2 separate regions of the Mus musculus genome follow, and region 1 is linked to region 2. The links are chromatin loops, found by intact Hi-C in ENCODE. Cell type or tissue: gastrocnemius. All regions are shown on one strand. Each heading gives the region's core, and the rest is flanking DNA. Links, peaks and the distances in the headings are about the cores only. Region 1 overlaps Gm36794 (a long non-coding RNA gene). Region 2 holds the start of 1700016B01Rik (RIKEN cDNA 1700016B01 gene).

Region 1 (15,624 bases), core at 2,985-10,984, 220 kb after region 2:
GTCTCTTCAGTTCACATTGAAGGGTTCTGAATTCTGGAGTTGCTGTCTCATGATGCAGGAGAGAAGGGGGGGGGAGAGGGAGAGGGAGAGGGAGAGGGAGAGGGAGAGGGAGAGGGAGAGGGAGAGGGAGAGGGAGAGGGAGAGGGAGAGGGAGAGGGAGAGGGAGAGGGAGAGAGAGAAACATGCGCTGTATCATCGACAGAAAGCTTCCATCCAAAGTCATCTCTCCTCTTTCTCATGCTACAGTTTATTTTTCTGGCACCAAAGCTTAAGAAAAACCTACCCAGTGTTTTGTCTCTCAGAGAACACACCACACACTTTGGAGAAAATGTGAAACATACAAAGTAAGAAGGAAGGAGACAGAAAAACAATCTTTTCACCTGACTGACGTTTATTAAGTGCCTACTGTGTGCCCTTCACTGCAAAGAGCTCAGTGTGTTTACTGCCAGGCTAGAGTGTTTATATCTGAAAGCATAGCTACAAATACAGAATCCATAGTTCAAGTCCTACTCCTGTATGTGTGTGTGTGTATGTGTATGCATGTGTACTCACGCATGTGTGTGTGTACTCATGCATGTGTGTGCAGATGTGTATGTGTGTAGATGCATATGTGTGCACTCATACATATGTGTATGTGTATATATGTGTGTATTTCTGTGCACACATGCATGTGTGTACACTCATGCATATGTGTATGTGAGTATATGCCTGTGCACTCATACATGTGTGTGCATATGTGTATGTGTGTATTTATATGTAATCATGCATGTATGTGTGTATATGTGTATTGTGTATAGGTGTGTATAGGTGCATGTGTGTGCACCCATGCATATGTGTGCATGTGTGTGTGCACTCATGTATATGTGTGTATGTTTGTATCTGTGTATGTGTGTGTGTGTGTGCACGCATGCACATGTGTGTGGGCTGGGTACAGTGTGTCAGGCACACTGTCCACTTGGTTTTTCAGACAAGGCCTCTGGGATTTGGCAAAGAGGCTGGCCAGGTACTCAGCTGTCCTCACCTCCCCAGCCAGAATTACAACCCCAGGACACCCCACTCAGCTTCCTGCATGGCTCCTTGTGGTGGAACTCAGCTCCTCCCGCTTGTGTGGCAAGTGCCTTTACTGACAGAGTCATCTCCCCAGCCTTTATCAGTTTTGCAGAGCAGCTGCTCCAACATCTTAGCTAGAACTTGTCCATAATTTGATGTGTGTCCCAGGTTGCCCTGCTAGTGCATTTCTAGGATAAAATGAGTTTTGCTTTTGTTTTTGTTTTTTAAAAATTGCCTTATCTGTATTTTCACTTGCCTTCCAGTGGAGACTTCAGGGTCGAGCAGCTTCTCCACTATAGATGGGTCTGGGGCTAGACCCCTTGTCTTCCCAGCTTGCCTAGACCCTGAGCATTGAAAGGGAGTTGCTGCTTATCCCTGACTGGTTGAGTTTTCAAACTTTCAACCTGGACAGCACCTCCTAGCTCAGCCCTGTGTGTTTCTGTCTTCTTTTCTTTATGCAGAACATGATGGTGTAGGATTAGGGAAGGCATTGATGGTGCTGGTGTGTAAGGGTGTCCAGAGTCCTTTGGGAAACCTGGGCCACAGGTTACCTCTGGAAGACAGCTCCTTCCTACACTTCCCAACTGGGGCTTCAGAACAGAATACCATGGGCAGAGGCATGGAGGGAAGGGATGTGGGGGAAGGGCTTATAGGGTGGAACATGGGGAAAACCTTGCTGGGTCCTTCTAGCTCCCCCACCCCATAGTGGTCTTGGTGTCCTTTACAGATCCAATTGTAGGACCATGGAAGGCAGCCTGGTTTCCGGTTGAGCTAAGGCTTGAAACCCCGATGACCCTGCAGGGGATAACCCTGCAAGGGACAGTAGGCATTTTGCCACCCTCCTGGACACCAGGCTCCTGGCATGAGGCCACAGCTCTCCATAGATTTGGGGCCATCAGTCATGAAAGGGCAGTGCCCCAAGCCCCTCCACAGGTAGAGGACATGACCACAGGTCACATAGCCTCAAGACAGATCTCCATTTTAATGAGAGGCTTAGCCAATAAACTCTCCTTCCCAGACACTCCTCCCTGCAAAAGATCTGCCCTGAGAAAGTGGGGTACGGCTTTATTCATCACATTCTCTGCCATGACAATAAATGCCTTAAAACCATGGGCTGTCCCCTTTCATCGAAATCTGCCATGGGTAGCAATGGAGCAGGTCTTCGCCTGAAGAGCCATTCTAATCTGCAGAAGCCCTCTCAGCCATGGCCTCCACCAAGCCAAGTTGCCTGTTGAACAATCCAAGGACTCTCCACCCTGCAGGACCCAGCCGGAGCTCTCCCCTCTTTTCCCCTTTGTTTCTGGGCCAGCTCAGACTGGTCCCCAGGAAATCAGACTGCACCCCCCCCCCAGTCCCCAGAGTGGTGTCCAGCAGCTTCTCATAGCCTGACACCTGCCCAGCACCAGTGTGGGGTAAGCACAGTCAAAACTCCCGCATGCCACCTCCTCAAGTGACCTGAGACCTGTGGCGGAGTGGATGCAGGACACACCATAACCTAACCCCCAATCCTCTGTCTGTGCCTATGTATCAAAGAAACTCTATTTAGAAGGATGCAGTTATACTGGATGAAGGCCAACCCTAGGTACCTGGAGGTCATCCACATTGGCAAATGCTTTATCTCCTAATCACGTCTCCCTCTCCAGTCCAGGCAGTAAGGACCTGGATGACCTTTTAGGGGACAATATTAATGCTATCACATCACCTCAAGTACTGGAAACTGTACACAGAATGTCAGCATCAACTTGTGAAATCCCCCTGTCCATCCATCTGTCTGCCCTCTCTCCCCACTCTGTCCCTCTTTCTTTCCCTTAGTCTCTGTGAAGACTCTCCCCAGAGGTCATAGCATAGCAATGGATCTACCACTGAACCCAACCTAAAATCTTTTTCTGCTCCTTTCAGTGAATACATGGTGGTGATATGCATTTGTGGAGAAGCCACCATATTTCCTTGGATGTCTGGGCGACCACTGATCAAGTAAGGAGCATCTTCACTGTGTGTTTTTGTTGGGTGCTGTGATGGTTTGTGTATGCTTGGCCCAGGGAGTGGAATTATTAGGGGATGTGGCCTTGTTGGAGTAGGTGTGGCTTTGTTGGAGTAGGTGTGTCACTGTGGGCATGGGCTTTAATACCCTCATCCTAGCTGCCTGGAAGTGAGTCTTCTCTTAGAGGCCTGCAGATGTAGATGTATAACTCTCAGCTTCTCCTGCACCATGCCTGCCTGGGTGCTGCCATGTTCCAGTCTTGATGATAATGGACTGAACCTCTGAACCTGTAAGCCAGCCCCAATTAAATGTTGTCCTTATAAGAGTTGCCTTGGTCATGGTGTCTGCTCACAGCAGGCAAACCCTAACTAGAGACAGGTGCCTTGGCTTCTCCAGGCTGCTAGTGTCTGGCTCATATCAGAGGTCAGAGGTCAGAGGGAAGAGGGAATAGTTGTTGGATCCCATGCTGTGAGGGACTCCCCCTCCCCTGGGTTTCCATAGAGCATCCCCAGTCTGGGCCTCTTCTGTCCAAGGAAGTGGAATTTTTAAATAGCCAAACTGAAGAAGAGACAGGCTGCCAGCTGACCAGGGGCAGATGGAGGGCTGGCATAGCCTTAGGGGCTGGCAGGGGACATAGCTTCTCTGACAGCTGAGTGATGCTGGGGTGCTAGATTCGATGACAAGGATGTGGGTTGTCCCCTGGAATCCTGTCCTTGTGCAAAACCAAGGCAAATTCCAGAGCACAGAAGATCTGTCCTCTTCCACATCCAGCCTGGTAGAACCTGGCTTTGTTCCCTTACAGCCCAGACCCTGGGGCATTTAACAGACTAACTGGGAGGGGCCAAGGCATGCTTCTGTGCCAGCTGCCCATCCCTCAAAGCTAACACAGCAGCATCCTGATGGTGATGCCAGCCCAGAGGTGCCCAGGCATCAGCCAGCTGGCAGCTTTGTGGACAGCCAATGGAGCGGCCGGCCCATCTGCTCCACACAGCCAGCCCCATGCCTATTGCAGGCAGGCCCATGGCCCATCCCAGTGGCTGAGGTGCCAACCACAAGGTGCTCAGGGCCAGCTGGCTGGTTGGCAAGACTGGCCAACAGACCCATCTGCCTGCTGGCACCAGGCAGGCACACAGGGAACTGTGCCCAGGGTCCTTGGGGTGCCAGCCTGCCTGGTGTTCCAAGGCATCAGGGGTTCTGAGTCCTCTCTTTCTGTTGTCCGTCACCCCTCATGAGTTGGTGCCAGTAAAGATCCGATTCCACAGGAAGTCAAGGTGATAGGAATCATGGAGGGGGAGTGGTACTTACATGGTATGGAGTCAGTACTCCTGCATTGGTACACAGAGTACTGAAAGACAGCCTGTCCATGGTGGAGTCTAGGCCCAGGTTACCTTTCCTGGCCCACCAGGAAAGTATACCTAGTATACCACAGGATAGCCTACAGCCTCAGTCTCCCCATCTGTAGCTGGGTACAGCGATGGTAAGTGAGCCGTGCTCAGGACATGGGGATGGCGGACTCTCGGCACACTACTTGAGAGCATAGGTTAGAGTCTGGGAGCACTAGCCAGCAAAGCCTCTGCTCCAAGTCCACCAGCTAAAGGTCTGTGGAAAAAAAGCCTCAGCTGGAAGGCCTGACTCAAAGTCTCTATCACCCCCCACCCTGTGAGTGAGTCCTGTGGGGATGCAGGGAGGGGTCATTGGGAACAGAAGAAGCAAAAGAGGGCAGAATCTCCTGGGACCTTCAGGTCTTCACATTCAGCCCACTTCATTCCGGGACCCACGCTTGAGGCATGGTTAGGTGATCCACATGTGGTTCTGACTGTATTTATTTTGTGTGCCCACTATGTGGGCAAAGCGCCCCATGTCCCCACATAGGCCGAAGACCCATGGGTAGGAACCCCTGTTGGTTTGGAGCAGACTGTCCTCCTGGCTTCTCTGGAAGACTCTGGTGTCATACAAACCCAGACAGTGTCTCGCACCCTGAGCCCCACGTACCCAGAGCACCATACTCCTGCCTTCGGGAGGTTCGTGAGCTGTGCAGGGACATCCTCTGCGGAGAAGGTTATCAGAGCATCTGTGACTGGGTCAGGAGACATCATGAGACTGAACCTGTGAACATTTTCTGTTAGAGTCATGTCGTCCATGGCTTCAGTAGTTCCTCATGGAGGCCCACCCTAAGCTTATATCAGAGGTAGAAGGCTGACTGGGTGGCCGCTGCCCCTACCACGCTGTGGCTGGACTCTTCAGTGCAACAGCAGCCTTGGGTCAACCATGCTTCTGATTCCCCCGCCAACACCCAAGCTCTCTGTGGGATGTCTTAGGTCTACCTAGGAAAAGCCATCTAATGGAAAGAAACAAGGAAGTACGAAGGGAGGGAAGAAGGAAGAAAGGAAGTGAGGGGAGGGGAAGGAGTAAGGGAGGAAAGGGATGGAGGAAGGAATGGAAGGGAAGAAAGAAAGGGAGGGAGGGGGAAGGACAGAAGGACAGACAGGAAGGAAGGATAAAGAAAGGGATAGGGAAGGGAGGGAGGAAGGAATGGAAGGAAAAAGGGAGGGAGGGAGGAAAGGAGGGGGAGGAAGGAAGGAAGGAGAAAGAGATAGGGGAGGGAGGAAAGGCAGAGAGGAAGGGAGAAAAGGTGGGAGGGGGAAGGGAGGGAGCAAGGGAGGGAAGAAAGGAGGGAGGAAGACAGGCCTTTGTTCATCTGTGGTGTGGACTTCACTCAGCCTCTAGTCAGAACAAGGGTCCATGTGTCTCTGGCCTTTGACCTCCCTAGCAACCCACGCCTCACTCAGAGCTCTCTGCATTTGCACAAGGCGGTGCTGAGAGACAGTGGAACTGGGCTTCCTGTCTGCTATTGGAATTGGCAGAGATTGGTGGTGTTAGAGGTGCTTTAGGAAGCCTTGGATGTCTGAGTGAACTGGGTAGGCTGGGCATCATTGAGAGAATCCCTGGCGGGTGTCAGGTCCTGCGGAGGCAGAACTCCCCTGAGCAGGGGAGGCATCCAACATGGAAGTCAGGGTCTTCCATCCCTTGAGGGAGAGTAAATATCATGACAGATCTGAGGCTTCGTTCAAGGGCCTCCATCCAAACCACCAAACAACACGTGTATTTTCCAGATATTGCCTTCCAAAATAGGATTTTTCAAGTGATAGCTAAGGGCAGAGAGTGATCATTTTCAGTCATAACGTGACACTTTCCCTAGTCAGTGGCATGGTGTATGTTGGGTGCTGGCCTTTGTCCAGTCAGAGCTGGGGTGGGGGTACAGAGCTTCAGGAATCCATCAGGATAGACAGTGAGGTATCATTCCAGATTATAGTTTGTTCTAGACATGAACTTGAATACAGGCCTTTTCCTGGGGAGATGTAAGCCACCGCTTCACCCCAGTGAGCACACAGACAAAGTACTAGGCTGTTTTCATGGCCATTTTATGTCCTTTTCTGAACCCTTTCCTCAGAAATCGGACTTCTTGCCAACTGGAGAGAGGGCAGGCATGCATGCAGATCCACACAGCACGTGTGGTAAGCCTCACAGTGAGACACACAGGACGCCCTCTGCTGGAAGTACTGCTGGATGTAATTTCCTCTCAGCTGAAATCATCTCCCCTGGAGGCGAGAGGGCAAGAGGGAAACTCACAAAGTTCAGGAAAGCCCTGAAACTTACAGAACTCACAAGGCCCCTCCCTAAGATTGCACAAGCAATAAGATGGCAGGGGAGAGGAGACTCTGAGATGCCAGGCTCCAGAGCTGCCATTCATCTGTGTGTCTACTATGCTGGAAAGGGTTTTGGGGAGGCAGCTGCCTTTGAGTTACACACACTCTGTAAGCAACTCCAATAAATTGACGGGCTCACCAAGCCATACTTGGATGAAGTGCTCTCTGCTGTTGTTGCTGCTCTGTCTGGATGAAGCCATTTACATTACCATAGGAAAGTCACACAAGCGCACACAGTGTGCACATCTGCAGACATTCACACATATGAACAACCTTGCAGAAACAATGCATAGGCATGCGCAAAGCATACACACCACCAATTTCTAACTTTCTTGTGACCAGTCTGAAGATTTGCATGATACTTACTCATCAGACCCTGGCTCTACAGGATCACTGATGGTCACTCCTGACTCTGTAGGATTGCAGACACTGCTGCCCCTGTTCCCCAGCTGGGACCCTCCCAGTCTAGGCCCTGGCATTTTGTGTCCTGCTGGCTCTTCTGTTTTCCTCTCCGTCCCTCCATTGTCATGTCTAGTGAGCAGTCTGTGACTGTGTTCACTTTGTATCATTCCCAGGCCTCACCAGGCAGACCTTCTTCTCCCTTCTAGCTCCCTGGTTATTGTCAACACAGTCTGCACAATCTTGATTAGACATGCAGCTGACAGCAAAGGCAGACAAAAGCTTCCAATCTACCCACACCAGTAAGATTGACATCTGGGTCTCCAGAACCCTCATCAGAGCCAGGTGCTGCCCTGTCTTCCTCTTCTGTGAGCTCTGCTACACCATAGGTGTCACCAGCATCCCCCTTTACAGATGTGAACACTGAGAACATTGGGACCTTCAGGCATTTGTTTAGCCAGCACATTGCAGAACAAAACTCCAGACCCAGGAAGTAATGTGGAAACAATCGCCCCCTGCAGGAGAGCATGGGAAGTGCCACCTGGGGTTCCTGAGAATAGAGTGCGGATTGTGGGTGCTTTAAGGACCCATGGTCACTGTAATCCCATGGCTTCTCTTCAGTAAGTGAATGCTGTACCCTAGGAAGGCTCTGCAAGGGTGTGCAGCAGAGTCAATGGCACGTCTGACCTTACAGTGTCAGTTCTTTCCACATCACCGTTTGTCTCATGAGAACCAATGAGGCTGGACATCTTGGGTGGTTTTTAAAACATTTTCCCAGCAAAATTGGGAGGCAGAGGCAGGAAAATCTCTGTGAGTTCAAGGCCAGCCTGGTCTACATAGTGAGCACCAGTCTAGCTGGGAGCACACACACACACACACACACACACACACACACACACTTATACACACACATACACTCATATACACACATCACACACAAATACTCACAGCACACATATTCACACAAACTCTCATACACACATACTCACACACTCACACATATATTCACACACTCACAAATTCACACACACACTCATACACATGTGCTCACAACACACACAGTCACTCACACAAACATACTCGCACATACATACTCACATACTCATTCACACACATCTATTCACACACACACACTCATACGTGTACACATACTCACACATGTACGCACACTTGCTTTTTCCCTTTTTCTCTCTGTCTGTCTCTGTCTCTCTGTCTTTGTCTCTCTTTCTGTCTGTCTCTGTCTGTCTGTCTGTCTGTCTCTCTCTCTCTCTTTCTCTCTCTCTCTCTCTCTCTCTCTCTCACACACACACACACACTCACACACACACACACACACTGCCTCAGAGCACTTCTTCTTGGAGAACATCTATCCCTCCTCCCCAAGGCCTCCCTCACTATTCCGTTTTTGCAAGAGGCCTATGGAGAGCCACACATCAGAGAAGTTACAGGCAATGAGCAGAAGGTGAGAGGCTGTGTGAGGGAGGGTGGGCATCTCCTGGGTGGCTCACTGTGGGTGGCTTATGGAACCTGCAGTTCACTTACCTTTTATCTCACTCTGTGAGAGAGAAGTCTCTGAAGATTCCAGACACCACTGTGACTGAGGGAAGGGCCTCAGCTGGGACCTTGGTGCCTGAATCCCAGTCCATCGGCTCCTCACCCCTCCCCTGTTGGCTTAACTCACTGCCACAGGTGGCCTTGGGGAGACTCCAGGATCGCACAAATGAGTGTTCAAAGCCCATCACTGTGCCTCACAAACCATGACTTGACCCAAGGAGCTCATTTTCCTTACCCAGAGAGTGTCACATCCGTGTCTTTGTGGTATCCTGGTGCCCCTTCTCTGCCAACTCAGATGAAGAACTTCACTAAAACCATTCCAGTTTCCCCCAAGAGAACAGAGAGGACCAGAGAGGCCAATGATCTCACCTGGGGTCCCAGATGTGCTTGGTGGGAGAATGGGGGTAGGAACCAGCCAGTGCAGGAACAAGGTAAGACTTGGGACAAAATACGAGGGACACTAAAGACCTCAGCAGTCTCCACACACTGTTTTAGTGAGTGTGTTATTGACACTCCTCTTGCACTCGGGCTTTGAGATGGCTATTCACAGTGCTGCACTTAAGACACTTAGATTTTGTTTGTCACAGATGCCCTTGAGAGCTTGTATCTGAAGATGAATTTAACTAGTTCATCCTAATTTTGAACCTCCATATCTGCTCTGACCCTGTCCCAACTCAGTCAGTCAGTCAGTCAGCACATGCTTAAGAGTACTTGCATCGGTGAGCAAGGTCATTACAAGATAAGAAGTCCAGCTGGGTCAACACACAGAGATAAGTGGAGATCACATTTACTGTGGCAGAGAGACAGCGATGAAGTCATTGTTAGACCCGGCAGTGGGCAAACTTCCCCAGGGAGGCTGTGTGTGATGGGGAGAACTGTAAATGTTTAGGGCAAAAAGGAAAGACACCAGGAGAACCTGAGGCACAGTGGGGAAGGACTTGGCCTCTGACCCCACAACAGCAGCAAGCCCTAGAAGATCACAAACATGGGCAGCCTTGAACTTTCTTCTCAATGCCTGCTCAATGGTAGTTTGGCCTTGTGCACAGAACCAGGATTCTGGGGCCTTGGATCCTGCTGTGTCCTGTGTCCCCGTGCTTGCCCTGTCTTTAGATTTTAACGTAGGGCGGTGCTTGCCTTCCCTGTCCTGGGCCCCCCAGAGCAGGCCCTGCTTACCCTCATTTCCAGATGGAAATCTGGGGGAGCAGAATGGGGACCCCACTACAACAGAGCTGCACAAGCTTGGGGTGAGGCAGTGGGCCTGCCTGGAAACCTTTGTCCCCTCATTAGCGGTGGCTTTTCTTCTGAGCGCGCTCCTGGGAGGAAAGGGCAGGGAGGCTGTGGGGACGCAGTGAAGGTCTTAAAGGAAATTATGGTCTGCATAAAAATACCTCAGTGGAGGGCCTTAAACCATTCCCCTGGGCATCGAACGGTGACGGAGAGTCTATCGCTGTTCGCTTATGTGACCGCAGCCACCCAAGGTCAGAGAGAACAGAAGAAAAGCATTTAAGCATGCAAGGGGCCCAAGGAGGGAGTGTCTCCACACTGCCCTCTCCCCAGCTGCTCCGAAGCAGGGCAGAGAGCAGGACAAGACTGGGGCTGTGGGAAGGGAGGGTGAGGAGGAGCCTGCACCGGGACAGGAGGAAGCTTCAAACCTGGCTGTATTCTCACCCAAGTGTTCCCTTGGGGGGGGGGGAGAAAATATGACACCTGATTGGGATGAAATCAGAACGTGGTGTGCTGGCTCCCGCCTGTAACTCCAGCGCTTGGGAAGCTATGGGATGGTCACCCGGGGATGGAGGAAACAGTCTGGATGGTTGCAAAGGCCCGGGGCTTCATAGGCTTTTCTACGAGGTGGCTTTGTAGATGGTAGATCCTTCTCTCCCAGATTCACCTACATGAAGAAATTACAGCTCATGGTCTCTGCCGGGTGGAAAATTACCATTGGGCTTAATCCTGGGACTCAGTGAATCTGACTACCTCTACACTGTAACTGGGCACTGCACCCAATGCCTAGAGAGGGTCCTCGTCAGCCCCAAAGACTAAGGAGTGTGAGATCACACAAGAAAAGACCTTGTACTGGCTAGCTTTGTGTGTCAACTTGATACAAGGTGGAGTTATCACAGAGAAAGGAGCCTCTCTTGAGGAAATGGCTCCAGGAGATCCAGCTGTAAGGCATTTTCTCAATTAGTGATCAAGGGTGAGAGGGCCCAGTGTGGATGAGGCCAGCCCTGGGCTGGTAGTCCTGGGTTCTATAAGAAAGCAAGCTGAGCAAGCTGTTAGGAGCAAGCTAGTAAGCAGCACCCCTCCAAGGCCTCTGCATCAGCCCCTGTCTCCAGGTTCCTGCCATGTGTGAGTTCCTGTCCTAAGTTCCTTTGGACAGCAATGTAGAAATTTAAGCTGAATCAACCCTTTCCTCCCCAACTTGCTTCTTGGTCATAATGTTTTGTGCAGGAATAGAAACCCTGACTAAGACAGACAACTCTGAATCAGGCCCAGCAACGGGCTCTTGGTAGCTCAGAAAATTGGGCTCATGGGCCCCATGGTAACATGAAGTGTAACCATGAGGGTCAAATGGGGTCAGGCTCCAAGGTACTTAGTACTCAGTAGCAGTAGAGGTACGTAGTACACAGTACCAGCAGAGGTGCTATTGGAAGAGCTACTCCATGAAACAGACAGGGAAGCCTGTCTGCATAGAGTATGTCTATACTTGTGTATGGCTGTGGCTTCCTCTGAGAGTCTCAGAAAAAAATAGGCAAGCTCCTGGGAGTAGACAAACACACCCTTATGGCTGAGGAATGGCTTTTGGGACCATGGCCACTTGAGAAATGAGGTCTTTGTCTTTCCCACTGGTGGAGGAGTCCCTGCTGGTAGCAGAAGACAAATGGGTGCTCTTGTTGCAATAGCCTGGATCCTGGGCATCGACAAGAAGGGGCTAGATTTCTCTGACTTCTAACCTCTGTGGCCAGAGAACTGAATGGAGCACCTTGTGGGAGCACCACCCATCTCAGGGACCTTTGACTCTCAATTATTTTTGTATTTCTAAGATAAGACCTCTTGCCCCAGGGTGGTTGCTCACAATAATGTAGTCCACAGAGTTTGTAATTCTCTAGCCACAGCCTTCCCAGGAGTGCTGGGATTACCAGGCCGGCCTTGAACTCACTTTGTAGGCTAGGCTGACTTTGAACTCACTCCAGACCCCAGATTGAGCTAGAATTTTCTACCTTTCTGTTTTAGCCTCCTAAATAGCTAGCATGATGGGTATCACTGTGCCCAGCTTGTTTTTGTTTGCTTCAGATATCCCTTCCCCATGTTCAACCTTGCCTGGCTTAGCCTCTTGTCTAAGGGTTTGTGGTCCTTGTTTTTCTGTAACTTTGGGTCTCCCAGCATGGCTTGAGTGTGTTCCGGGGGCGTCCTGTGCTTTAGGGCCCACAGCCTGAGGATTTGCCTACATCAGCATCTGCAGGCATCCACCCTGAGCTCTTCTGATCTGAGATCTGAGACAGCCGAGGGGCTGCCCATGCCGGGCGTGATGGAGTGTGTGCTGAGAGGGGCTGTAGATAAGCGGTGATTCCTGAGGACGCTCCATCATCGCTCCTGAGAACATGTTAGCGGTGATTGTTTGAATGTCTCTGCTAATAGGATATTATTCATAACACTCGGGCTGGCTCAACTAGAAGATGATAAGAAATTAAATCCTTAATGGCTTTCCAAGGGAGAAGACTTTCCCTGGGGGAATTGGGGACCCTGGGAAGTGGTTGCCTACGACCGGCCCATATTCATAGGGACGTGATCGAAATCAGCTTTATATGACCCTCCCAGGAAAACATGGGGACAAAGTCAGAGGACAGAAGGAGATGGCTGTGATGGGGGGGGGGGGGCACTTGCTGCCTTCTGAGTGTAGACACACTGCGTTCTCACCTGTCTCTGTTACCACAGAAGTTGCAAGCCCGGGACACAAGAGGCCTGGAGAAGCCAATAAACTGGCTGCTAATGTCAGGGCTTGGGTCCTGAAGCAATCTCTCCAGGAGTGGACCTCACAGAAAAGGTCTGCGAGAATCAGACTCTGAAGCTCTGGAAGTTGGGCATCCCCACTGTCCCAGGGGGTAACAGGCACACTGAGTGGGTACAGGAGACACATAAAATTCTGAAGGTCCCTCCACCTAGACCCCTGTGATTTGCACACAGGCTTCCTGGTTACCATTCAGAGCTTGGGAACCTTCTTAGCAATCCCTTTCTGATGGAAATCTCTAAAAAAAGGGACTGAGCATGGACCACAGAACAACACACGTGCTTAGTTTCACACACGTTCCTACATGCACACAAACATGTGCACACAGACATAGAAAGCATATACACATGTGCATACACAAATGCATGTGCATGCACACACACATCTGAGCGCTTGTGTGTGTGCACATGAGCTTGTGCGCATGTGTGCATACACACACACACACACACACGCACACACACACACACACACCAAATGGCAAGTGTCAGTTGCCAAGAGCAGAATCTCTGGTCCCATGTTCTGGGTCACGCCTGCATCATGCATGTTTTCTCTGGACTCCCTTTCTCCACACCTCTGATTATCCATGGCATGGAATTAACCTCTCCTGTTTCTGGGGCAAGGCAGACAGGATGGTAGGATTCTTCCACAGTCCAAGCCCCTCATCAGGAACTCAGTGGTGCAGATATATGTAAATATTTAAAAGCACACACTCTTTTTGTTTGATTTTCATTGTTGCAGACTACGGAGAGCCCTGGTTCCCAGCCCCCATTTTCTCTCCTCTAGGTCTCATTGGCTCCACAGTAGAAGCCAGCCTAGATTTCCATTCCCAAAGTTCACGATTCACCCAGCCATGAGCTGTGCCTTTAACCACTGCTAAATTGTTTCCTGACAGCCCAGCTCCAGTGTTCTCCCCTGACATTTGATTTACATATGATCTTTAAGCAACGCCACAATAGCTGCAATAGCGATTTGGTTAATATTCCGAGTGCTCCCCCCACAGCCCGTACCTTGCAGGGCCATTTCCTTGCAGCAGTATGGCAAAATGCATGTACCAAATAAATGTATTGCTAATGAAATCAGCAGATTATGGGGAGGAATCAATTGCCCTGCTGCTGGGATGAGGCACCAGGAGTTAATTTTGTCTGGATCTGCAAGGGTAGCTGTTAATGGAACAGGCTTTTTACCTAATTGGAGGAGAAATGAATGAAATATGGTAACATTCCACGATGCATGCAGTGAGTGCATCCCAGTCCCATGTCCTGCCTGGCAGAGATCACAGAACAGTGAGGCTTGGTCTCCTCCCCACCTCTCCCTCTGGTCCTGTACAGCCTGGGCTCTCATGGCCTCATCACCCTCCCTTCCTTTCACACTTCACACCCTTGCTTCTTCCATTCCACCTTTCTTCCATTCATCTTCTTTAATCTATCCACCTACTGTCTCTATCTGTCCTTTTTTCTTTCTACCATCCATTAAGCTACCTGTCTGTTCATCTGTTCATACATCTTCCATCCATCCATCCTTCCACTCACCCACCCATCCATCTATCCATCCATCTACCCATCCATCCATCCATCCATCATCTACCCATCCACCCATACCACCTGTCCATCTGTCTGTCCATCCACCCACCCACCCATCCACCCATACTCCCATCTACCTACCCACCCATACATCCATCCATTTATTCATCTATCCATCTATCCATCCATCCATCCATCCACCCATCCATCTACTCATCCATCCACACACCCACCCACCCATCCATCCATCCATCTATCCATTCACTGTTCATCCATCCATCCACCCATCCATTTATTTATTCATCTACCCACCCATCCCTTCACTATCCATCCATCCATCTATTTATTCATCTATCCATCCACCCACTATCCATCCATCCATCCATCTATCCATCCACTTATCTATCCATCAAGGTAATGAACTAGGGTCTTGCACACAAATATGTTCAAGAGCCTGTAGTCTGACTGAGTGAGCCCTGAGCCTGTCTATAGCACCTGGGCCATATCCAGTGTGGTCACCTGATTGCCATCACCCTCCCTGCCATCTTGCCATCAGCAAATTTGCCACTTGTCTACTCTGCCAGCCCATTGGCCCATCTCCCTTGTTCCTATGCAGGGTCAAGTAACTCATCAAGTCCCACTTGCCTTCTGTGATTATGCTTAAAGATAACCATAGAGCCGACATGGCCCCTCACACCATGCCAGTCTATGGTGCCTAATGCCTGTATGCTTAGCCAAGGGTGTGTCTCTCCTCCCTCTCTCTTCCCCTCCCATCTTCCCTCCATCCAGGACAGCACCATAGATAACTGCACATTCCTGAGTCTGTGGTTCTCCTGTCTCCTGGCAGATGGCTCTTGGAATGACCTTTGCAAAGAAATATTCCTGGGTGGCACAGGTGAAGATCTGTGGCTCACAGCCACTGAGCTCTCGGCTCTCACAGGTGAACTCCATTGTCCAGCTGTAGATGGGGCAAGGGAGGGGGGAGGCTGGACACAGGGACTCATGGTGCAGTATTGAGCAATGGACTCATATCTGCTTGATGAGGTGGGGTCAGGATTCGCACCCAGGACTCCAGATCACACTGTAATTCTCCAGTTTCTGTATATATGAATCTCCTTGGGAACAAGTAGACAGTTCATCACAGTTCTTTGAGTTGTAACCCAGCAAATCAAGGCCCCAAAAGGGCGCAAAATCTATTCTGCAGAGTCAAGGTGAGGGGCAGTGCTGGCCAAAGGCACCTGTACATGCAATGCCTTATTTATGGAAGGGATCAGGGTCTAGTTGAATGATGGGGAGTTGTGGGGTTTTCCACACAAGTCCAGGACTTAGATTTAGATTTCTTGTCTACTGTCTACCAAGGCATAGCCAATTCTTGGGCACCTACTATGCACCTGGCACCCTACT
Region 2 (15,624 bases), core at 3,528-11,527:
AATACTGTTAACAGTAAATCAAATATCAAGACTGCATTGACCCGGGAAAAGGCCAAGGAGAAAGAAAACCCGCAGCAGAATCCAAAAAGTAGAAAATGAGTCGAGCTGTAAATCATACCTGGGACGGAACCCACCCTGGCAGCGAGTGGCTGGAGCCCGAGCTGCCCCAGAAAGCCAGGCCAGCACTCTGGGCAGGCAAGTGTCCTTGTTTCTGCTGCTGCATTGGGGGGACAGGAGGCCTCCAGAGTGTCCGCTGCCACTTTCCAGGCTGAGCTTGGAAGGGACCTCTGGGGAAAGGCTGCCTGGATCCTCTGCCTCTTGATTAGCATCTTCTCTATTGTAAGCTTTCTTTAAAATGTCAGTGCTACGTGTGAGAACACACACCTGTAACCTTAGCATGCGAGGCTGAAGCTAATTGGGTTATAAGTTGAGGGCCAGTCTGGGCTACAGGCCATCCCATGTCAGTGGGGTGTGTGTGTCATTTAGTGAGACCCTGTCTCTAAACAAACGTCTCGAAAAAACCAGGGTTCAAGAAATGACTCAGTCAGCCAAGCATCTGCTGTAAAAGCACAGAGACCTGAGTCTGATCCCCATAACCAGCATACAAACCAGGCATGGTGGGGAGCCACAGACAAGAGGATCCCTGGGGTCAGTGGCCAGGGAGACCCAGGCCAGAGAGCCTGCCTCAAAAAATAAGGTGAGACTTCAGAAGAACAAATCTTAAGACTGACTTCTGGCCCCCACATGCACAACCCCACATGTACACACATACATGCACATCATGCTCCCCTACACATGTGCACACATAAATACACACACGTGTACCACACATGTGTGTACACACATGCACACATGCACACACATGTGCCCCCACACGTTGTATACATACATGCATACATATGTACCAACATAGGTACACATACACATATGTATGTGTGTACACATACATGCACACATATGTACCCCACATGTGTACACATACATGTATACACATTCACCCACACATGTGCTCACATACATACACACATGCACCCCCATATGTGTACACACATACATGCACACACATGCACACCACATGTGCACATACATACACACATGTACCCCACACATGTGCACACATACATGTACACATATACACACATGCACAAGTAAGTGGAAATTAGAAAGTCACAACAGCAAGCAAAGTGTCAGGCACATTTTGCCATGTGGTCAACGTGGCCCCTGCTGGTCAGTGCACATTCAATAAATGTCTTTTCGGCTGCTATGTACACACATTGATCCTAGGCCCTGGGAAGTCAATTGTGAGCGCATTTGCATAGTCTTGGCTTCACTGGGCTCTGTTGTCATGTGTGGGGGTGGGGGTGGGGTGGGAGATAATTATGATCCTAGATGCTATGAGGCAAAATGGAAACACGAAGCTCTGGGATGTCAAGTTCAATTAAGGGGAAGGGACTTTTGGTCACAGGCTTGGCTTTGTGAGGGTAGGGCTCTAGCACAGTGCTAAGCCTTGCCTGGAACATCCTGGGGTCAGTTTCTGGGACCACAGAGATCTAAAGCAGGTGAGGACATGAGATGGGGCTGCTAAGCAGAGGGAAGAGCAGTGCAAAGGCCCTGTGGCTGTCTGTGCCCTGGCAGTGTGAGGAAGGAGGTGTGCTGCAGGGATTGAGGGAGCAGAGTGGTGGGCTGGTTGATGAGAGTCCCAGGGGGACTTGGCAGGGTCAGGGTGTGTGGCTTTTTCTGAGGTGGGGTTTGTTGCAGACTTTGGGGCTTCAAAGGGACCCCCATCTAAGCTGAGTTTTGATAGGGATCTCCCACTATCAGGACCTTCTTGTGAGCGCCTGATTGGAGAGGATTTTTTGAGACAGGGAAAGGACATTTGCAGCCATTCACCCTCAGATGCCATTTAGCACACATGGCATGTAATAACTCCTCCCTGAGCAAAGAGGGAGAGGTGCTGGAAGACCACAGCTAACACCACTGGGGCACTGAGCTATCGGGTTCCAGCAACTGTTTTCCTTGGTCTCTACCTGCCCTTAGGGGTATTCAGCTTCTTTTCCCCAGTTCCTTCCCTCCCTCCCCCTCCCTCCCCCATTAATTCTCCCCCCTTCCTCCTCCCCTCCCTCTCTCCCTCGATTCCTCTCTCCCTTCCTCCCTTGTTCTCATTTCTCTTTTTCCCCTTTTCTTTTGAGACAGCATCTCACTATGTTGCCCAGGCAGGCCTTGAACTCTCAGGCACAGGTGCCCCCCCCCCCAACCTTCTAGGTGATGAGTTTATAGATGCACATCATTGTGCCTGTGTGCATTTCCATGCCTGTAGGCCTTTAAGATAGACCGTGGATGGACATTTGAAAATCGAGAGGTCAAGCTGCTCATGTATGGTAGCCCCCAGAACTCCCAGGCAGAGGCGGGGCGATCTTGATTTTAAGGCTAGCCTGGGGACCCACTTGCTTTTGAGTTCTGAGGCTGTTGGTGGCCATGTACGCGTCATGGAGTTAGTTAGCTCTCTGCCTCTTGGTCCCTCTTGTGACTTACATAGAGGAGAAATGCCAGAATGTTCTTGGAAACATGGCTCAGTACCTGGCCATGCAGGAACTGAGGGACTCAGCCAGCACAGATTCATTCTCTCTCTCTCTCTCTCTCCCTCCCTCCCTCTTCCTTCCTCCCTCCCTCCCTCCCTCCCTTCCTTTCTTCCTTCCTTCCTCCCTCCCTCCCTCCTTCCTTCTCTCCTTCCCTCCATCCTCTCTCTCTCCTCCCTCCCTCTTCCTTCCTTCCATCCTTCCTTCCTTCCTTCCTCCCTCCCTCCCTTCCTTCCTCCCTCCCTCCTTCCTCTCCCTCCCTTCCCTCCTTCCCTCCTTCCTTCTCTCCTTCCCTCCATCTTCTCTCTCTTTCTTTCTTTCTTTCTTTCTTTCTTTCTTTCTTTCTTTCTTTCTTTCTTTCTTTCTTTCTTTCTTTCCCTCTTTCTTTCTTTCTGGAAAGTACTGATGGGGAAAAGCCATAAGTTCTGGGACAAAGCTCCAGGCCTGTCCCTGCCCCCAACCCCTGCCCTTCACCTTTGCTCTAAGCAGGCGAGAGAGCCAGGGGCCTGCTGACAGTCTTTCTTTGCCCTGGTTTCTGCCATCCTCCTGTGTAAATCCAGCTGCCTGTGCCCGAGTCAGAGGACTTCCTGAAAGGCCCTTGGCTGCAGGATGGCCCTCACACTCTGGTCTGTGTCAGGCTGCAAGGTTTTCAGAGTGAAAACTTGTTGCTCTGCCTTAATGTCAGCTGTTTCCTTTCTGGTCACACTGTGCCTTCCCTCTGCCATGTCCTCCCCCACATCTGGAGGAAGGTGTCCCCTGCACTAAGCCAGTGCCAATCAGATCACTCCTTCCTTCCTTTGCCACAGCAATTGGCTTGGAGATGGAACTTAGACTTATTCTTGCCAATGAGTTCCATCCTGCGCATCTGTGTCTATGCTGGGTGCAACAGTCAGCACAAGGCAGGGTCTGCTGCAGTAATAGGCAGCCTTGAAGTTTCAGCAAGGGCAACCCAAGCTCTTTGGGCCCTCCTTACTGTTCCCTTGATCCATGTTCAAGGGCACCAGGTGATGGGTGGTACCTCACCTCACCAGGCATCAAGGATGAAAATGTGCAGTCACGGAGGTGGGCTTTCTGAAGCTGGCCGAGCTGCTTAAGCATGGGGCCCTGTTGACCACCTTGGGCCCAGTTCTGTCTCAGAGAAAGAGTTCCTCTCCCTACTATGCCTCCAGCCCTCCCTTCTTGTGTACCTCGATTGGATTCTAAGGGTTGGCTCGAGTGACAGCCTTGCTTGCTGCATCCCCAGACTCACTTCCACAGTGTCTTGGCATAGAAGGGGCTAGGGAAACACCTCACTACTTAAGCTTCTCTCAGCAGGACTGAGGCCCAGAGCTTGGCCCCCAGAACTCACATGAAAGACAGATGTGGGTGAATGTGCCATCCCAGAGCCAGGGAGTCAGAGGCAGGCAGATGCTAGGGTTCACTGGCCAGCTTAGCTTACCTCTAAGGCTGACCTCTGCCTGCCACACACATTCACACACTTGCATACAGAAGGAGCTCTTTATGAGCACACAGTAGGAGGCATCCTTAAGCACACAGTAGGACATACCTACAAAGCCATAAGTGCTGGTACCACTAAGGTAAGCATCTGGAACCTAGGCTAGTAGTTACCTGGGCCATTTCAGGGAGCTCTGTCTTGGCTGTGGCCCCCTCTGGGGTGCACTTTGTTGAGCTGAGCTGGGTTGGGGAGGGGCTCGGAGAGAGGGTTGGTGTCTCCCTTGGGGTCACCAGGGGTCAATGAGCAGGGGTTGGGCTTATGAATTTCCTCTCAGGGCCCCAGACAATGGGGGCTTATTTGGTAATGTTGTTTCCTTGGCAACCATCTCTGTTCTGGAGAGTGGAGGTACTGGGGGTGGGGGAGGGCTGTGGAGAGAGAGGGGTTGCTGGAGGGGACACCTACTTTTAAGGTGCAAAACAGAGGCTAGTCTGTGTGGGTGTCTTACCTTCTCTGGAACTTGTCATTTCTAGGACAATTCCTTGCATTTTAAGGACATCTAGAGAGCTGAGTTTGAGTTTAGACATCTAACTCACTGTGTGACCTTGGGTCGATGACTTGCCCTCTCTGAATTTCAAGTTTTTCTCCTGTGAAGTAGGGGTAATTCTTTGTAGGGTGATTTGGGAGAGACAAGCACATTATGGGGCGTGACAGAAGGCCCTTCTGAGCACTTGTTTCTCATTTGATTGGTTCTTACTGCTTGGATTTAGTCACCTCCTTGGTCAGCATCTTAGAGTCACTGTTGTTGTGATGAGACACCACAACCAGCATGGGGAGGAAAGGGTTAATTCTGCTCACACTTCCACACCACAGCCCATCACCAAAGAAAGTCGGGAAAGGAACTCAAGCAGGGAAGGAACCTGGAGGCAGGAGCTGATGCAGAGGCCATGGAGGGTGCTGCTTACTGGCTTCCTCACCATGGCTTGCTCAGCCTGCCTTTTTTTTTTTTTTTTTTAAAGATTTATTTATTTATTTATTTATTATATGTAGCTGTCTTCAGACACTCCGGAAGAGGGAGTCAGATCTTATCACGGGTGGTTGTGAGCCACCATGTGGTTGCTGGGACTTGAACTTCGGACCTTTGGAAGAGCAGTCGGGTGCTCTTACCCACTGAGCCATCTCACCAGCCCTCAGCCTGCCTTCTTATAGAACTCAGGGCCACCAGCCCAAGGATGGCTCCACCAACAACGGGATTGCCACACCCATAATGGGCTGACCACACCCACAATGAACTGGCTCCACCCACAATGGGCGGGCCCCCATCAATCACTAATCAAGAAAACTGCCCATAGGCTTATGGCGGTATTTTTACATCAAGGCTTCTCCTCTTTGAGGACTCTAGCAGCACAGAAAGCTTCCAGAGTCACACAGATCTGGAATTTCTAAGGACCAAGGTGGTTGTTCTGGGAGCTTGGCTGCCGAAGGGTCTTCATTATTGGTCATGAGTCACTTTCTGGCATGTGAAGAGACTGAGGTCAAGTCTAGGGTGCCCTTGTCCTGTCTCCCTGCCGCACCCTCCCTGTATATGGATTTGAGTGCCTCATTCCTGGCTGCCAGGGCTGCTTTGGTGCTGAGGCAGGGGCGGCAGCCTTGCAGGGCTGTTTTGTATCCAGAACAACTCAGGAACTGGAACTCATCGGACCTTCACGAGGCTGGCTGCCCTAGGCTGCCTCCTGGATTCTGGCCACCCAAAGCATCAGGCTTCTCCATGGTCTTGGGAGCAGATTGGTGACTGGGTGGGGACCAAACTCACCCCAGTGCAAGACTTACACACACAACACCCAGCAAAGCCCTGTGAGAAGCCAATGCAAGGTTAGTTTTCATAAGGAGAGTTAGATGTTCTGGAGTTGGGGATGTATTTGTACTAAAAAAGTATTCTCTGATTGCTTTTGGCCACCTCACCTAGCCGGTTGCTTTACCACTTTTGAGACAGGGTCCTGCTCTACATCTGTGGTAGGCACGCTTCTGCTTCTAAGTTCTGGGATTGCAGATCAGTGCCAGCACACAGCAAAGACTTTTATATTTTTAAAACTAAAAATATTCCTTGCATGTGTGCCTGAGTAATATGTCTGCGAGCCATGTGTGTGTCAGAAGCCCATGGAGGTCTGAAGAAGTGTGGGATCCTTGGTACTGGGGTCACAGGCAGTTGTGAGCCATCGTGTGGGTGCAGGGAACCGAATAGAACCTCTGCAAAGTAGCCATGCTACAGACTCCGACCAAACAACTTATAACAATTTAATTTTCAATTTGGGGGCGCTGGGGATGGGACTCAGAGCCTGGCGCATGTGGGGCTGGGCTCCTACTGAACGCCACTCTATTATTCCTCGGAGGCAGGACTTGAACCTTATTGTACCCGCTTTATGTTTGGTAATAAAAGTCATGTGCCTGTGGGTCCCCTTAACGTGCTAAATGCAATACGCAAGCCTGGTGCTGGCTCTCTGCGCACACGCCCTTGGACTGCAGTTCCCATGATGGCCACGCGGTGTCGCTGTCGGCCCGCGATACCCGGGCAAGACGGGCTGGCCCATCCATCACCGGCCGCGGCGCAGACAATGCGGGGAGCGGCCTCGGCCCGCGCCCGCCCGCCCGCGCTGTCGGTACAAAGGATGCGCTGTTAACACGTGTACGGTAATGGGCTCCTCCACGGCCTCTTCCCGGGCCGCCCGCTCCCTGCCCGACGCATGGCCGGAGACATCCATCTAAATTATGTCACCCAGCTGTGAGCGGCTCCCTGCCCAGTCGGTCCGGGGCTGTGTGTGCCTGGCTTTCCTGGGCCACACAGCCCAGCATGAGAGGAACCTCTCACAGGTGAGCACCTACTGTGTGCTGGCTGGGCCCCAGCCACAGGACATGTGGCTTAGTCTATTTTAAAGAGGAACTTGATGCTTGTAAGGGTTTGTTTCAAAGTTGCGACGCCCTGCAGCTTGCCTGGGCTGCCTTAAAAAAAGAAAGAAAGAAAAAGAAAAGAAACAAGACAAACGCTCCCAGTTTATTGATGTTTGAATGTCGCCCCACACCATAAAACGCTCCTGTTTAACATTACATTTAGGGGCTGGGAGAAGACACCCATGGTTAAATGCTTGCTATAGAAGCCAAAGCCTGAGTTCGATCCCTGCCACACACCTGGGTGTGCTGGTCCTTCAGAGGTGCCACTGAGAGATGCTATCCGCTATCCACCTTCACCAAAGACACCTTCCTCCCATCCCAACCCTGCCTCAGTAAACAAGGTGGGCATGTGTGAGGGACTACACACACACACACACACACACACACACACACGCGCGCGCGCGCGCGCGCGCGCGCTCCTGTGTACACTTCTGTCCCCCATACCTGTGAACAAGTAAGTCATGGTCAGAACTGCTCAATAGTCTCACTGGAGGATACACCCAAAGGCACCTGCTCCTGCCTAGTGGTCACTTCCTCTCTCCCTCTGCCCTCCCTCTCTCTCTCTCCCCCCCCTCTCTCTGTCTCCCTCTCCCTCCTTCTCTCTCTCTCTCTGTCTCCCTCTTCCTCCTTCTCTCTCCCTCTCTCTCTCTCTCCTTCTCTCTCTTCTCTCTTTCCCTCTCCCCTTTCCCCTCTGTCTCTCCTCTTTCTCTCTGTCTGTCTGTCTATCTCTGTGCCTCTCCTTTCTGCCCAAACTGCCTGTTGGCTTTCTGTCCCATGGATCTGTGTATCCCTGGTCATCTCACACAGTGGAAGCCAGTAGTGTGGGGTCTTCCTGGTCTGGCTTGTTCCTGTTTGGCATTGTGTTCCAAGGGTGCATCCATTCCATAATACACCCCAAACTCTTTATTCCCTTTTAAGGGCCAAGTAATAGTCCAATGCATGGAGGTCCCGAGTTTGGGTTCCTCTGTGGATGGCTTCCTCCTTCTGGCTTTATGGATGACCCTGTTAGAAACTTTTGTGTGGGTGTGTATTTTCATTCCTTTGGATAGGTGTGTCTGTCAGGGAAGTTTTGGGTCACATGGTAGTGCTGTATGTAATTATTTGAGGGGCTCCCAGCCTGTTTCTAAAAAGGCTGTTTATCATTTCCTACTTCTTGAATGATCTGATTATTTTATTCTGACTACCCTAGGAGTCTCTTACTGTGATCTTGACATACATTTTTCTGCTGACAACTGATGTCAAACATCTTTCCCTGTTTTCTTTTGCCATTCGGGTCGTAATCTATAAATAGAAACATCTATTCATACTTTTTGCTTATTGAAGACAAGCATCTCCTCATTGTTGAAATGCCAGAGCTCTTTACATATTATGGACATAGTTGCTTATCTGGCACAGAGTTTGCAGCTCATGTCTCTTGGGTCCACAGTACCACCATTTGCTTCATCAAAGTTTTAGGTTTCAGAGTACGGGTTCATGTTTCTAGTTTGTCTTTTATTTCCCAGGCTTGTGGTGTGTTCTCAGGGAATCCCGCTGTGTGTGATTCCAAAACTGTATTTTGCTATCCTTGGGTGAGGGTCATGAGGAAGGGGCTGGTCAGGGTGGAGAGCTCCAGAGAAGGATAGTGACCGTGGAAGTGGGCAGACGTGGGTGGCTGTGCTTGGTGATGTAGTGAGGCCACTTGGTGCCTTGGTCTCCGGTCCCCATCTGTTACAGGGAGGCATGCACCCTCAGGTTGCTGTGAGATTGGAGGAGGGTATGAACATGGTGCAGATGCGTAGAAATCAGATGAGACGACACAGCCTGCATCACGGGCTCGCAATATCTGCCCCTGGGACTCCTGGTCGGAAGTCCCTGTCCAGTGGTTTCCTTTTGTCCAAGACTCCTCAGGGTCTTCTTGGATTCTAGGGGCGTCAAAAGGGCATCTTCATCAGGAGATGGGAGCATCAAAAGGAGTGGGGCCTGCTCCCAGTGAGGCAGCTGAGGCTCAGAGAGGAGATGCCATGGGAACAAGGTCACACAGCCCACCTTGGAATGACTGCAGAGCAGAATGCTTGCCTATGGCCCTGAGGGGTGGGTCTTCTCTTCTCGGGTCAGAACTATGGAAGGACCCCTGTCTACCATGCACCCACCCTCTTCCCCTTCCCCAGGACAGTTCAGTACCATGAAACTCCTTCTTCGGACTCACCTAACTTATTATTGCTCTTTGGACCTCAGTCTCTTAATCTGTCCAGTGGGGGTAACAATTGTCCCTGTCTCCAAGGCTGCTGTGAGGGAGAAGTAAGAGATGAGCTTGAGACCAGCTCAACCGTGGACTGACCCTGGGTGTGTGCTAGGTTGTCAAACTTCCCTGCAATTGGGAAAACCTCAGACAGAGGCTGGGGCCAGACTCAGTTGGGACAGGAGAGGAGAGTTGGAAGTTCGAGGCCGGCCTGAGACATAAGAAACCCTGTTTAAAAAGTCAAACCAAACACCCACAAGACTCGTATACAAAGCTTTGTCATATTCCAATCACTAAGATGGAGGAGGCTCTACTCAGGCTGCCCCTGTCCACCTCCAGACCGGGGCCTCAGAAAGACACCTCCATGGCTGTGGGAAGAAGCCCAAGGTGCTGTCTGCTCTGAGTACAGGAGGAGAAAATTGCTCTGGCCTCTTGGGGCCTCAGGTGGCAGGACAATTACCCAGTGTGAGCCGGGAAATGGGAAGCCCTGGGGTCAGAGCTGGCTGGTGTGACTGCGCATCCTTTTTGGTGGCTGTGGGCCAACTGTGAGCCAGACAGACACGTGGGTCATGTGCAACGCACCAAGGCCTCATCAGGTTCTCATGGATGCTGCCTGCAACCCCCAGCATGCTTTTAGAAATCTCTTTTCCCAGCTATTGCCTCCTGGACTCTGTTATCTGTACACAATGTATGTGTGTGTGTGTGTGTGTGTGTGTGTGTGTGTATGTGTTTACATGTGCACTTATGTGCATATGCACAATGTGTGTGTATTTGTGTGTGAACACTTGTGTGAGTATTAGTGTATGAGAACTTGTGTGTATGCAGATGTGTATGTGCAGTTGTATGCATGTGTATGTGTTTTTATGTACTTGTATGTGTACTTATATGCATATATACAACATGTGTATTTGTGTGTGAACACTTGTGTGTGTATTAGTGTATGAGAACCTGTATGTGTATGCATGTATATGCACATGTGTGTGTATGTGTTTGCATGTGCTTGTGTGTGCACTTACATACAATGTACAGTGTGTGTACATATTTGTGTGTGAACACTTGTGCATGTGTATGAGTATATGAGAACTTGCATATGTGCATACATGTGTGTATGTATGTGTTCTTGTGTGTATCCACTTGTGTGTGAGCACATGTGTGTATGAGTATATGAGCACTTGTGTGTGTATGTGATTTGCTTGTGTACATTTGTGTGTATGCATGTGTGTGTACATTTGTGTGTATGCATGTGTGTGTACATGTGTGTATGCACATATGTGTGCATGCAGTCATATGTGTGTGTATGTGTTTGCACAAGCTTGAGTGTGCACCTATGTGCATATGTAGTGTGTGTGTATTTGTGTATGGACACTTGGGTGTGTATATGAGTACTTGTGTGTGTATGCACATGTGTGCACATGTGTGAGTTTGTATGTGTTCTTGTATGTGCATCCACTTGTGTGAGTATGTGTATGTGAGTGTATGAGCACTTGTGTGTGCATTTGTGTGTGCACATGTGTGTGTATGCAGTTGTGTGTGTGAGCAGATGCACAAGTGCAAGCTCATGCTAGGCTCAGCCTTCTGCAGTTGTGCTGTCTGGATAGCCATACTTTCTGAGATGGCACACAGTGCCCTGTCTGACCATGAGTCACTGTGGCTGTGGCTTTACGGGAGCCAGCCACAGTGCCCTGAGCTGAGGCTTGGTCTGGCTCTATAGCTGCCACACTGATGAGTCCATGGGGAAGGAGGCCACTCTGAGCCCCAGTTTCCTCCTCTGTGGAGCTGTCTCTGTGAAGATTCTGTGAAGAACAGAGCCCAGGGCCCAGAAGTGGCCCTGCCGGCATGGTAGGAGCCAGTACCTGACCCTTCTGGGTTGGGTGAGGCTTTTCTATAGGGAAGCAGAGGGAGCAGGACCTGGCTTCTCCATCTCATGGAGTGTGTGGCCCAGGAAAGTCATGTGCCTTGGTTTCCTTCCTGAAAAGCAAGTCTGCAGGGCTTCAGGGAAGCTGGAGGTCAAAGGTCAAGCTTGGGCCCTGATGGAGGGAAGCTGAAGTAAGACAGTGAAGAGCCGGTCTGAATTTTCTCACGGTTGACTGATGCTCTGGCCTTGTGCCTCAGTTTCCATACTGCTCAGTGAATGACATCTGGATGGCTGAGTCTGTGGAAACAATGGAGGTCCACACTTGGAGACAGGGCAGGAGCCAGAACAAGACCACAGCAGGTTCTGATCGCTCAACTCCTGGGCTAGAGATGAGTGACATCATGCCCTAGCCTCAGCCTGCTTCTTCCAGTGGGGGCTGAAGACAGCAAGCCATTTACGTTTTCTATAGCTTTGAACCTTGCATGTGTGTATCTGCCTTGTGCTTCTTGGTGCTGGGGCATAGGAATAGCAGTGAGTCCATCTCTCCACTCTGGAAACTGAGGCTCTGAGTCAGGAAGCATTGGGCTGCCATGCTGCCTCACGCTGGATCACTTTGTGTTTGGGTGGTTGGGTTGAAGACCGTACCCAGGACCTTACAGATGCTAAGCATGTCCTCTGCCATGGAGCCAAATCCATCTGAGGTCTACACTCCTGGAAGCTCTCATGCCTCCTGAAGGGAGAACCACAGAGCTAGGTAATCCTGTAGACCTACTCAGGGCTCCAGAGCTGGATGCCTATCTGGTGTTCCCAGCATGCAGCCTGGTGATCCCAGCACAAGGCCGTGTGTGTGTGTGTGTGTGTGTGTGTGTGTGTGTGTGTCTGTGTCTGTGTCTGTGTCTGTGTCTGTGTCTGTGTCTGTGTCTGTGTCTCTGTGTGTGTGTCTCTCTGTGTGTGTGCTAACAGTACTGCATGCAAGTCCATAATTCTGCCTGGGAATGTGAGGCAACAGGTCTGGAAAGCCCTGGTCAGTGAGTGCTCAGGATAGCTGGTCCCCTGCTTTCCTCTTCCCTCACCTGACCCCTGCAGGTCCAGACTGGCCCCCCAGGAAGTCGCAATGGTCAGGTGGGTGTTTGAATCCCCCTTTACCTCCACTATACCCAGCCAAGGAGGCCTTTGAGTTGAACTGTGCACCATCCCATTCTACAGAAGGGGACACTGAGGCTGAAGGAGTAGTTGACCCAAGGACACAGAAAGAGGTGTCAGGGACCAGCCTGGAATTTGGTTCTTGCCTCCTTGCTCCCTGGTGATATCTGGAATGCCCATGCCCTGTCAATTCACCCCACACTGGGATAGTACGGCTGACCCTGGGGGAGGGGCAGGCAAGACAGTCCTGCAAGAGCATAGACCCTCCTCATGTCAGAATTAAACGAAGACACATGCATGTGGAGCATTCTCCACTTTACGTCTTCTGTGTTCAGGGCAGGGATGCTGGCGCAAGGGGTGGTGCTGCGCAGCCACCGCAGGTCCAAGGTCAGCTCCCCAGTGAGATGCAAAATAGTACAGCTATGAGAGAGTGCAGTGGTCAGAGTCATGTGAACACAGATGCTCTGAGGGAGTCAAAGATTATTATACGTTCAGTGCTGATCATGGAGGTCAGAGACAAGCCATCCACAGGGGCTCCTATGCTCACACTGCCTCCTTGGGTGAAGTCACTGGTGGCCCCTGAATGGGCATCAGTCTGTGGAGGCTCTGAAGCGCAAGGCATCGTCTGCAGAGGCTGAGCCAGGCACAAGCCTTGGATTTCTGCTCCATTCTCCCTGCTGAGTCAGCTGAGGACCACTCAATCCTGCTGCTGATGTTCACAGAGCTTTTGGGTAGAGACAGGCTTGGGGGTTTCTGGGATCTTGGACCTGAGGGTCTCTTCCATCCACTCCCATGGCTTCTACACAAGAAGTCCCTTGAGGCTGGAGGCTGGGGTCTGAGGTCAGGCTGCAGATGCTCCTGGCCTTGAGGATGGCCTGTCTACTGCGATGTCTTCACACCATCCTGGCTTCTCTTTGCACCCAAAGTTTTCTTTTGATGAGGGATCTAATGCTATTTGAGCAAGGAACACTATGTTCTAATCTCATCAGCAAAGAACCCCATCACAGATGAAGAACATCCACAGGCTCCCAGGTTCAGGACTTCAGTGTTTTTCTGTGTATACGTATGTGTACATGTTTGCCTGTGTTCATGTTTGTGTGTGCATGTGTGATGTGTGTTCATCCATGTGTGGCTCACAGGTATGTGCATATGTGTGTTTACCTGTTTTGTGTGTATGTGTGAAGTGTGCTCACCCATGTGTGGCTCACAGGTATGTGTATATGTGCGTTTACCTTTGTGTGTATATGTGCATGTGTGCTCACCAGTGTGTGTTCATGTGGGGACCAGAGGCACAGACATTGGTGTATTCCTTAATCTCTTTCTACTTTACTGTATTCATTTATTTAGAGAGAGAGTGTGTGTGTGTGTATACATGTGTACATTTATGGAAATCAGAGAATAGCTTGTGAGAGTCAGTTCTCTCCTTCCACTGTGTGGGTCTCAGGGATTGAACTCAGGTCACCAGACTTAGCAGCAAGCACCTTTACCTACCGAGCCATCTTGCTGGCCCTTTACCTTAGCATCTATGTGGAGAATCTCACTGAATCTGGAGTTCACCTGCCAGGCTAGGGTGATCAGTCAGTGATTCCCAGGGGTCTTTCAGTCTCTCAGTTCAGGAACTGTGGATGTACATTGTCAGGGCCCGCTTTTTATGTGGGTGCTGCGGATTTGAACTTGGGTCATCGTGCTTGCAGGCAAGTGCTTTACTGAATGAGTCTTGTCCCCAGCTCACAGTTTGTGATGACAGACTTTGTACAGCTATTTATTTATTTATTTATTTATTTATTTATGAGTCAGGGTCTCTTTCTATAGAATGTTCTGGAACTCCCTATGTAGATCAGGCTGTCCTTGAACTCTACAGAGATCAACCTGCCTCTGCCCTCCACCTGTTGGAATTAAAGGCCTGTGCCACCATGCCCTGCAACATTGTACACCATTTTGTGGGCAGCCGAGATGTCTAGCTGACACTGGACCTGTGTTCTGTGAGCCAACTGTCATTCCTGCATTGTGGACACCTGGAGGGATTGTAAGTAGTCTGCAGCAATAGCAGGCAAGGGCAGTGTGGGCAGAGCAGGAAGGGGAGGTGCCTCTGGTTTGCAGGGACAGCTACAGGATACAGTCCAAGAAGGGAGGGTAGGACTGGCTGAGGGGATGCCATGCAGGAGGAGGTGACAGCAGGTGCCTTACAGGTAAGGAACTGCTGGAGGCGGTCTCTGCATGGGTTGGGTATGCATTCTTATTTTCACAGCTGGACTTGTCTGCTGCCAGCCCTCCTTCTGCAGGGGAAGAGCTGATGGAGAGATGACTTGCTCAGGGTCTCACCACTAGGAGGATCTCAGGAGCAGTTATGACCACAAGTCCAGCTGTAAAAAAATTAGATTTGCCAGGCTTGGCCACGGTGAACCTGAACACACCTTCCCAAATGCCTCACACCACCTCTGGATTGCTGTGTGTGTGTGTGTGTGTGTGTGTGTGTGTGTGTGTACATGTGTGTGTGAGTGCATGGTTGTACATGAGTATGTGCATACATGTGTGTGCGTGTATGTGTGCATGGATGCATGTGTGTGCATGTGTACTAATGTGTGCCTGTGTGCACATGTGCATGTGTGTGTGTATGGCAGAGGTGGACATCAAGTGTCATCAATCTCCCCCCACCCCTTATTTTTGAGTCAGTCTCTCTCACTGAACCTAGTGCTCACTGGTTACTTAGTCTGGCTGACCAGTGAGCTCTAGGCTCTCTCTGTCTCCTGTCTCCCATCTCTGCCTCATCAGTGCTGAGACTTCTAAGCATGTCACTGCCATGCTTGGGTTTTATGTAGGCACTGGGGAGCAGAACTCTTGCTTGTTTAGTGAGCACTTTATAGACTGGACCACCTCTCCAGCCCTGAGATTACCTTTGTTACGAGATATGCCATAAATACAGTGAAAGTCATGGGATAGTGCATGGGCTAGGGGCTCATGTGCACTAGTGTATGTATGTGTGTATATATGTACATGTGCGTGTGTATGTGTGTGTGTATGTGTGTGTGGCAGACACACATGCACACAAGTGTCTGGATCTCTGATCTATAAGGGGATCTGATGATGCCCAGGGCTGATTTCATGTTGTTCAGTAATGGCTGAGGGTTGAGGATAGGTTTTGTCCACATCTTGGGATAGAAGAGCAGTGTCTTTCTCCGGTGCTGCTGGTCTGGAGGCAGAGACAAATGATGTGCAGAAGGTACCACGTTGTCACAATTCTGCCTGATGTGACAGTGATCACTCCTCTCTCTGTGTGCTGTGGTTTGAATGTGAAATGTCCCCCATAGGCTTAGCTATCTGAACTCTTGGTCCCAGGCCGGGTGGTGTGTGGGAAGGGTGTGCATTCCTCAGGGGTTGAACCTAGCTGGAGGAAGTGAATCACTGAGGGGTGGGTATTCAGGCTATCCAGTCCGTCCCACTTCCTGTTCACACT

Evidence for each region. A loop is a pair of places that touch in the nucleus more often than their neighbours do. Peaks named below come from ENCODE experiments on the same cell type or tissue, not always from the same donor. Only the 100,000 strongest peaks of a DNase experiment are listed, where the experiment ranks them.
Region 1: a loop joins it to region 2, with 1.9 times the contacts of the local background. A loop is called at or near these places in 15 of 42 quality-filtered maps.

Annotation. Positions count from the first base shown.
Region 1 is chr5:111,923,959-111,939,582 of GRCm38, reverse strand. It overlaps Gm36794 (a long non-coding RNA gene), which reads left to right. Exons shown (of 5, transcript XR_880587.2): 3 at 2,950-3,024. Among named protein-coding and RNA genes, the nearest start is that of Gm42156, 13 kb to the left of the region's middle. In gastrocnemius, for the core only: a CTCF peak has its summit at 7,650 (motif pointing left); DNase peaks (open chromatin) are centred at 3,656, 4,054, 4,484 and 7,658.
Region 2 is chr5:112,144,915-112,160,538 of GRCm38, reverse strand. It overlaps 1700016B01Rik (RIKEN cDNA 1700016B01 gene), which reads right to left and starts at 4,312. Exons shown (of 2, transcript NR_166436.1): 1 at 4,185-4,312. In gastrocnemius, for the core only: no CTCF peak of the experiment used is centred there; a DNase peak (open chromatin) is centred at 6,581; H3K4me3 peaks cover 1,341 bases; H3K27ac peaks cover 1,808 bases.